Linked DNA regions of Homo sapiens: region 2 is linked to region 1. The links are chromatin loops, found by intact Hi-C in ENCODE. Cell type or tissue: Caco-2. All regions are shown on one strand.

Evidence for each region. Peaks named below come from ENCODE experiments on the same cell type or tissue, not always from the same donor. Only the 100,000 strongest peaks of a DNase experiment are listed, where the experiment ranks them.
Region 2: it touches region 1 in a loop (3-fold over the local background); 5 of 110 quality-filtered maps call a loop at or near these places.

What each region holds. Positions count from the first base shown.
Region 1 is chr2:149,712,467-149,717,466 of GRCh38, forward strand. All of the region lies in intron 1 of MMADHC-DT (MMADHC divergent transcript), which reads left to right. Among named protein-coding and RNA genes, the nearest start is that of MMADHC, 130 kb to the left of the region's middle. In Caco-2, a CTCF peak has its summit at 2,919; a DNase peak (open chromatin) is centred at 2,936.
Region 2 is chr2:149,609,474-149,614,473 of GRCh38, forward strand. All of the region lies in intron 1 of MMADHC-DT (MMADHC divergent transcript), which reads left to right. It also overlaps the pseudogene RNU6-601P. Among named protein-coding and RNA genes, the nearest start is that of MMADHC, 24 kb to the left of the region's middle. In Caco-2, no CTCF peak of the experiment used is centred here; a DNase peak (open chromatin) is centred at 2,918.

The sequences.
Region 1 (5,000 bases):
TTAGTTCAGGCAACATCACCTCTGCCTATTGCCCTTATTGGCTGAGTTGTTGTTAGGTGCCCTTCTTCAGTGCTTACATAGAACTCACTTCATTCATTCATTCATTCATTCAATAAATAAATATTTATAGAAAGCATACCTTCTGGTAAAAATGAAGACACAAATAAGACTACCTTCAAGGAAATCTCAATCTAATGAAGACCAACCCATTGATGTCATACAAGCAATATGACAAGTACAGTGATAGGAACAAAAGCCCAGAAACGTAATGACAAGAACAAGTAGTTACAAATGAGCACAAAAGTCCCCATTACTACTTTGTTTTGCCTGTCTTCTAGTTCAACAATAAGGATTAGAAAAGATCCTTTACTTCTGTTTCACTGTACTTTTCCAAGCAATCCTTTTAGGTCTGACTTTCCTTTTAGTTTCACCAATGGTCTTCATTTTGGTTTTCCTTTCAAGCTTGTGCTGTGTCCTACTGACAGGTCACAGACTCAAATATGAGGGTCAATAGATACTGAAAATGAGAGCAGCTAGTGTGGTGGAGACTGGGGCATGGCTGAACTCATGGCATGGCTGTTCGATACTGATTAGAGTGAGAATGTTTAAGAAGGTCTAGGCTGGGCACGGTGGCTCACGCCTATAATCCCAGCACTTTGGGAGGCTGTGGTGGGCGGATCATGAGGTTGGGAGTTGAAGACCAGCCTGACCAACATGGTGAAACGTCATCTCTACTAAAAATACAAAAATTAACCAGGTGTGGTGGTGCACGCCTATAATCCCAACTACTCAGGAGGCTTGAGGCAGGAGAATCACTTGAACCCAGGAGCAGAGGTTGCAGTGAACCGAGATTGTGACACTGCACTCCAGCCTGGGAGACAGAGCAAGACTCCGTCTCACCAAAAAAAAAAAAAAAAAAAAAAGTCTAAATCTCGGTGAAAACTTTCAATGTCCAAATGATAAAGGAAATTTCAGAAGAGTGGACTTCACTCCTTGCTTGCCTGTGTGATGTTGGATAAAGTGCCTGAATAACGTCTTCCCAAGAACTGTTATAATTCTGTGTTTAATGACGCTTGAAAAGTGGACTCTTTGGTTAGATTAGGGAATAATATCAGTGCTGTCAGAAAAGGCATTGCCCATTTGGGTTCCTCCTTTTTTTGATCACATATTGAGAGCCTTAAAAGAAAACTGAAAGTTGATTTGTGTCAGGTAATGCTAATGGATGCAGTGGTTCTATACTTGACACATTGTAGGCACTCCATAAATAGTTTCGAGTCCTAATGAAAAGCTCTTTAAGCTTCTGTAGAGCAAACAAAACTATCATTAGAGCAAATAGATAACCTACAGAATTGAGAGAAAAATTTTGCTATCTATCCATCTAAGGTCTAATATCCAGAATCTACAAGGAACTTAAGCAAATTTACAAGAAAAGAAACAACCCCATTAAAAAGTGGGCAAAGGATATGAACAGATACTTCTCAAAAAATGTCATACATGCAGCCAACAAACATGAAAAAAAGCTCAACATCACTGATCATTAGAGAAATGCAAATGAAAACCACAATGAGATACCGTCTCATGCCAGTCATAATGGTGATTATTAAAAAGTCAAGAAACAACAGATGCTGTTGAGCTTACAGAGAAATAAGAACACTTTTACACTGTTGGTGGGAATGTAAATTAGTTCTCAACCAGTGTGGCAATTTCTCAAAGATTTAGAACCAGAAGTACCATTTGACCCAGCAATCTCATTATTGGGTATATACCCAAAAGAATATAAACCATTCTATTATAAAGGTACATGTACGTGAATATTCATTGCAGCACTATTCACAATAGCAAAGACATGGAATCAACCCAAATGCCCATCAATGATAGACTGGATAAAGAAAATGTGGTATATATACACCATGGAATACTATGCAGCCATAAAAAGGAATGAGATCATGTCCTTTGCAGGGACATGGATGGAGCTGGAAGCCATTATCCTCAGCAAACGAATGCAGGAACAGAAAATCAAACACCACGTGTTTTCACTTATAAGTGGGAGCTGATCAATGAGAACACTTGGACACAGGGAGGGGAACAACACTCACTGGGGCCTGTCAGGGAAGGGCAAGGGAGGAGAACATTAGGGAAAAGAGCTAACGCATACTGGGCTGAACACCTAGGTGATAGGTCGTTAGGTGCAGCAAACCACCATGGCGCACATTTACCTATGTAACAAACATGCACATCCTGCACATGTACCCCGAAACTTAAAGAACAAAAATAGAAATTAAAATTTTTTAAAAAGAGGAAAGTTCTTTAAATTGCTTTGCCAAGGCAATAATAATTAATACTCATAATGCAAACTGAGGAACTGACTCACTCTTCTGAATCATCGAAAAGATTTAATTATATTTTATTATTTGTATGATATTGTATTTTTTGGAAACTAGAAATAATTGTTCAGTAATTTTTCTGTCTATTGCATCTAATATTTGATCCATGAAAGCATGCTTTTCCCCATCCTGTATCATAAAAATCATCATGATTGTAATCATCGTCTTCATCATCATCATCATCATAGCTTTTATGACATAGAATTTCACAATTTCAAAGATCTGTTTTGTATTATCTAATTTGATTTTTCATATTCCCCTTCTGAAGTAAACTGGAGGGATACATTCTCTAAGAGTTCATTTTCTTTCTTGTAAAATGGGCATATTCAAACTTATGTGGATGTTAGAGTAAACTGCATGTGGCCCCTGCCAACCCTTTGATGGTCAGGTCATTTTTTACAATGCCCGTTATATTAGTTTGCTGTGGCTGCTGTAACAATTTACCACAAACCAGGTGGCTTAAAATAACAGGAATTTATTCTCTCACAGTTTGGGAGCCCAGAAGTCTGAAGTTTAGAGTGTTGGCAGGGCTGTGCTCCCTCCAGAGGCTCCAAGGGAGATTGCATTCTTTGTTTCTTCCAGTTTCTGGTGGCTGTCAGCCTTCCTTGGCTTGTGTCTCACTCCAGCCTCCTCCTCCATGGTCACATTGCCTCCTCCTCTTGTCTGCGTGTCTCTCCTTGTGTGTTATAACAACACTTGCTTTTAGATTTATAGCCTACTCAGATAACCTAGAATGATCTCCTCATCTTGAGATCCTTCATTGCATCTGCAAAGACCCTTTTTTCACACAAGGTCACATCCACAGGTTCCAGTGATGAGGATTGTGGGCATATATTCGGGGGTGGGGGGCAGATTTTTCCCTCTGCCACACAGATCTTAGGTGATTTGCATGGGGCTTATGTGCAGTAACAGATCTCTGATGCAGGCGTCTACGTTCACTCCACAACTGTGCCCCTGATTTTTCTGACTTTAACTTTTTTTGTGTGTATATAAGTGATTTTCCAAGGTCACAAGACAGTGAAACCAGACCTTTGGTGTTTTTAATTTTGGGATCCAATGCTCTTTCCAGTAACCACATTGTTAACACGATTTACTCTAAGAACAAAATAGGACATTTGAAAGGTCTGCCTGCGCTGAGAGTAATATTCCTCATTGGAACTGTGATGATCCATGTTTAGCCTCTGGAAATAGTGAACAGCTGAATGGGTGCAGAGTAGTTGACTAAGAGCTTTGGACTGAACTCTATAGCCAGGCTGCTTGGGTTCAAGTTCCACTTCTTCCATTTGTTAGCATGTGACCTTAGACAACATAGTTTACCTCTGCATTCTCATCCATGAAAAGAGCTTGATACCAACAACAGCAACAGACTGCTGATTATTAAGTGACATATGTAAGAATGTCTGGTCTGAGGAAGTGTAAGCACTAGCTTCTGTCATTATTATCATCACTGTCACTATTTGTATTGCTTTTTGTCATATGAGTGTGTAATAGGAAATAGTCTGGTCTTTGAAAGTAAGGTTTTCTGTCACTTAGTGAAGAACATGCAAAGTAGAAGTTCATGAAGGGGCTGATCATTCAGTTAAAGAAAACTCAAGAAACTTAAACAAAGCCAGTGGGTGCCAAAGAAAGGATTCTGGAAATAAAAATGTCACTTACTGTTAAAAAGGCTTAGAAATGGAGCTGCTTTTTCACTACTGAATAATAAACTATCAAATTTTGCTACTGGCTGCCTGCCCTGATCAAAGATTTGGAAAAGTGTGGTAAAGACAGCTGGTTGTTAAATAAAACTATTTACAAATCCTTTAGTTTTCCCTTACATAGACACATATGTGGCTTTTACCTGACAGAACCTCGGAGGTGATTCCCCCCTCCTCACCTTTTTGATTCACTGTAGAAATCAAACAAAAATGTTAGTAGGGCAGCGAGGCAGGAGAATGTCAGTTACCCGAATGGTGCCACAATGGAAGGAGTCATAAGGCTACAGCATTCAAAGAATCTGAAGCATTTAGCCAACTTAGAGGACCTGGTGGGAAGCTAATTCAGGATTTCCTTGCAGAGGGACCTTGTATAACAGGAATTATTTCATTGGCCGACTTTGTATTCATCTGAAGCCTGTTTATAGAGCAACCTAGAAACTTGCGCAGCCAGGCTGTAACAGAGCTTTGGGAGGACGAAAGGGACTCACAGGTTGCTGTGTGCTCTTGGAAAAGGTTTGTGACTCCAGGCTCTTGGCAGGGTTAAGTAATTTGTCTATGATCCACAGACAGTACAGGCCCACTTCGTTCTCTGCTAAGACCAAGAAATCTCTGAAAACACAGTTTTTTCATAACATATTTGGGGATAGAACCAGACCGGAATTGACACAAGGCTATTTAACGTTTTAGTGTGTGCATTAGTTTGCTGGAGCTGCCATAACAAAGCATCACAGACTGGGAGGCTGAAACAATAGAATTTCATTTTCTCACAGTTCTGGAGGCTAGAAGTCTGAGATCAAGGTGTTGAAAGGGTTGGTTTCTTCCGAGGTCTCTCCTTGGCTTGGAGATGGTCATCTTCTCCCTGTGTTTTTACTTGGTCTTCCCTCTTGCCTATCTGTGCCCTAATTTCATCTTCTTATAA
Region 2 (5,000 bases), 100 kb before region 1:
TTATATAAAAATATTTTTACAAGTGTAAAACTATGCACAGTTTCACACATATAGTAACCTTGCATATATACTTCTGCTCTTGGTGCAATGTAACCTTGCACATATAGTTTTGCACTTCTACAAATAACATTGCAATATTATTTATAATTCAAGTACATTGGACAGTATCTAGATTACTAGCAATAAGACATATACACACTCCATACAATAAGATATAGTATAAAGATTAGGTAGAATGTATGTTAATATGGAAAAATGTTCATAAAATATTGCTAATATAAAACAATTGGAATAACATGCTCCAATTTATGTAAAAATATAAATATGTACAAATATTCATATTATTTGCATGCATAGAGATGAGTCTGGAATAATATATACCAATATGTTAATGATAGTTGACTGTATGCCAGAATTAGAGGTGAGTATGGTTTTTTCCCCTTTATTTTTAGCTGTATTTCATGCTATTTTACAAGACAGATCAGTTACTGACAAAGAAATGATACTTTTATAAAGTGCAATTCTCAGTTCACAGGTGTGAGCTCCTTTCTTAAGCAGGAACTATCATTTTTGAACTCGTGTATTGTAAGTAAACAGCACAGAGCCTGTACCTAAGTACTCAGAAAACGTATGTATAAGGAATTCATTCCATTTGCTTTCTTCCATGTTAATGATTTCTCCTACATTCAGTGAAATCTACTTTACCTTGATGTTCCTGTTTTCTTTTGTCTTCATCAGTGTGAATGCTAAGGGAATGTGTGAATGTAATTTGTTAAAGTGGTCTGATGAAACTTCTGACAAAATTGATATAAGATTGTTTTCAAAAGATTTAACAATATCTTAAACTTATAAATAACACTGTTGAAATGACTTTTGACTTAAAATTGAAAAGCTATCAACTCTGAGTTACTGTTTAGGGGGCCATCTGAAGAAGTTGCTGCATCCTAGCCCACAAAAGAAGAAATGATAAAATCATTTTACATTGTCCATTGGCAGACATACAGAGTGGAGGCAGGAAGACAGGATTGCTTGCTGATTTTGAAAAGTGTTCTGAACATTTGATTTGGGGTTCTGTCTCATAGGAATCACTGGAGGAAACGGTGGGAGTTGTGTTTGATAAATCACTTAAAAAATAAATTCTGTTGTGTATATTTAAGGTATACAACATGATTTTATAAGATACATGGATAGTAAAAAAATGTATAGCGTGTTCACAGATTTGCATGTCATTCTTGCACATGGACATGCTGATCTTCTCTGTATTGTTCCAATTTTAGAATATGTGTTGCCAAAGCAAGCACTAAATCATTTTTACTTATTTATTCTCCTACTAACTAGTAGGAAAGAAGACTTGATAGGGAGAACCAAGGAAGAGGAGGAGAAGAACTCTGCTCACATCCTTCATTGGCTCAGCACTCGAGCTGCTCTTTAATAGGCCTCAGGCTGCCCTTGAAACCCTAGGATGAGAAGTACTTTGCTTTGCCAGATTATCCTGTGTATCAGTCAGGGTCCAGCCAGAAAAATAAGGCACTCTAGGTCTTTCAGCAAATGAAATTTAGTCCAGGAAATAGATTTCACAGATGATGGAGAGGGAGTTTAGGGACCAGAGAGAGGGCTTTTGGATGGGAACCAGAACTGTGGAAGTAAAGATAACCTGGAAGGAGGTGCAGCTTCTGGAGACATCAAAGGAGAGAGAGAGAGAAGGGAGAAAATTCATTTGTCATGCCCTTCCTTGTGCCCTTCATCTTCTAGCTGTGCCTCCAATATGCTGAAGCCAGAGGGCGAAAGAGCCTGGAAGAGTCGTTCCCTGAGATGGAGAGCAGAGCAGGGCAAGGCAGGGAAGAGCACAGACTGGCAGGGACAGGCGCATTGAGTACATTTTATAAAGTTGAGATTGTATGAATTAACTTACTGCCCCTGCACCTCTGACATGTTTTTACATGCCCACATGCACTGAGGCATTTTCAGTGTGCATGTGTACCTGTGTTTGTGTATGCGTATCTCTGAGATCTTGGTTGGGCTAATGTCCTACTTATGAGAAAAGTGCAAGTGCTCATTCTAAGATTGTATGCAAAATGACAGCGAACACTCCTGTTTTCAAGTGGCACTTAGCATTTACATAATGCTGAAACATCTGGTCTTTCCCATCAACCCAGGCATGAAGTTAGTCCAGTTGATTGCTTGGCATTATGTACAGACAACAGCTGGCTGGTTAACTGGAGTTTTGATTACGGCTGAATTGGCTGGATGTTTGGTGTCACATAGACTGAAGTTATGACTGGGTAACGATGGAGTAGAGCCAGTTACAGGGAAGATCAATGACAAATTTGTGAAATCAAACTTTTGTATGGAATTTCACTGGAAAAGATAATTATTTATTTCCAAGACTGAGTTTCAGAAACTCACTGGAATTTCACTGGAAAAGATAATTATTTGTTTCCAAGACAGTTTCAGAAACACTGAGACCTGGCTGAGTTTATCTCTGGTGACTTTTCATTCCCATTTCACCTCCTTTCACCCAAGTGTCCCCTGCCCTTGTACCCATATCCTCAGGTGCCCTTGGCCATTCACCCTTAAGGCACCTGGCTCCTGGGCTTATCACCCTGGGAACGACCTCCAGATTCTGAATTTTTTAACCTTTATGTCTCTTTCCCCTTTGTCCCTTTCATCAAATCACATTTGTCCTGTCATTCAGAGATCTGCTATCTGTTGCAGGATCAACTGATCTCAGAATCTAATTTTCATGAAGATGTTTGTAGATGATACTGTGCTAATATTTATCTTTTCATCTTTCCATATGTGGAAGTGGTCTCAACTGAGACTGAAATTCAGGCATACTTGGCACATTTTTATCTTGTGCTTGCCAGAAGCATGTTTGCACAAACACTGAGGAATGTCCTGGGAGAAGAAGGAGCCAGGTTGGATAAGCTCTCAGCATAGGGCCTTGCCTGTCAGGGGGTGCTGAGCCAGCATGTGCCATGGTTTCAGGCACCTAGAGCTGTCTCCCTGCCCTAATGGAACATATCTGAGTTTTGCGGAGAGCAGAGGAACTCTAAAATTTTAAGGGAGGTTAGGGGTGAGAAGAGAGAGAGATAGAGAACTGTGTAAAGTACTGGGACCTAAGTGACCATGCTTGAGAATCTCTCCAAAGCAAAATGGAAGTAAGATTTCTTTCTTGTGACAAATCTTTCTTGCATAGATTTGATTTCTGGAGAGCCCTATGAGGAACTGGGGTACTTGCAGGAATGATGGCTAAGCCAAGCTGAGGTCATCACAGGAGCCAGCAGGAATGGGATTATTTAGCAGCCTGTTTCAGACTCAGAAATATTGGAAAAAAGTTTTTGAAGGGATCAGGGTGAGTAGTGGGGTGGGAAAGGCTGAAGGCCTGAAGGCCTGTCAAACACAAATGGTTATACCGACTATAAACATTTAAATTATTCCATTAAATAAAACTTCATTTTAACCCACATTTTTAAGGTCTAAGGAAATTCAGATGGTACCTGTAACATATTTGCCTTTTACCAGAACCTTTGAATGTTTTGCATCCAATGCATGATTGATGGTGGCAATTTCAGATCATCCAATGGTAAATTGGCGAAGGAAAAATACTTTTAGGCAATCATTTAAGTATTCTTCAAATAATACTTCATAAATTTGCTTCTTAGCCCCCTGGTTTTATTTGTTAGCTTAAGACATGAGGACTTGAAATGTCACTATATGATTATTGACAGAGACTTGGCTGCTACTGGGGAGAGGAGTGTGAAATCCAAACATATTTTTAAAATCTGAGTAGATCTTTATTAGCTTATAACTAGCAATATTACAATGGAAGTTATTTTAGTTTATACAGATAATTAAGGTAAAACTTCAGTTTTAATGATAGGTTTGCTGATTGGTTTTACTATATTAATTCATTTAACAGACATTTGCTTGGTGCCTATTATGTATTAAACACTTTGCTGGGCTCAGGGTAAACTTTGGTGAATTCAGCAGATTTAAAATCTAATATAGCTAAATCAGGCTTAACTTCCTTTGTTTTCTAGCTGAGATACCAACTGAAAAGATTAATGTATCAAAACAACAAATTTTCCCTAAGAAAGATTATGCTTTATATCATCAGAAAGTATGTTCCCTGTCCCAAAATCTGGACATATGAATATACATCAATGTGTGTGTGTGTGTGTGTGTGTGTGTGTGTGTGCGTGTGCGTGCGCGTATAGTATAACTTGTGTTCATATCACCAGAACCTTATATGGCTAAAGAAAAATTACAGAAATTTAAACATCAAACATATAAGTTTCATCTGTAGAAAAAAAATCCAGATTTTATTTAAACCACCAAAATTGCAGTCAGCTGCTGAGAGAAAAATAAAGGCAAAGATCCTGTTTACAAGGCACCTAGAGTTCAGCCATCAGATGGTTTTGGTTAAGATGTAGTTTCTCTTCATGCTGATGTTTCTATAAGACATTTTTGTGAGTCAGTCATCACCCAACTTCCTAGTGTCTTTCTTTCCCTTGTATGTGTGTGTGTGTGTTTTTTTTTACAATACCTTTATAGCGTTGCTTTTAATTTTTGACAACGTTTACTGAAAACTTACTCCTTTGCAGCTTTTATGTGATTTGTAGAATTGCATTCTGTAGTAGGCAAAATTCTGATGTGTGTGTGTGTGTGTGTGTGTGTGTGTGTGTGTGTGTGTGGTGGGGGTAGCGGGGGTTCCTGTTGTTTCTTTGTGGCTCTTTCTGTCCATTTTTAACTTCTGCTGGCAAGATGCTGGTATTAAATCTTTACCCCACTAAGTTATTAAGTATTTAAGCTTATAATAGACTTGTCCTCTTTACCTTGTCTATGCGTTCCTGGAAAGAGAGTACATTAGAAGGTTTACTGGTTGTGACTACCCCACCATGCCTAGAATAACTAGGTGATAAGCCATCTCATGCCAAGCTAATATTCTGCCCTATGGGAAGTTTGCTATAGGTAGTAGGGTGTGCCCCACTACACCA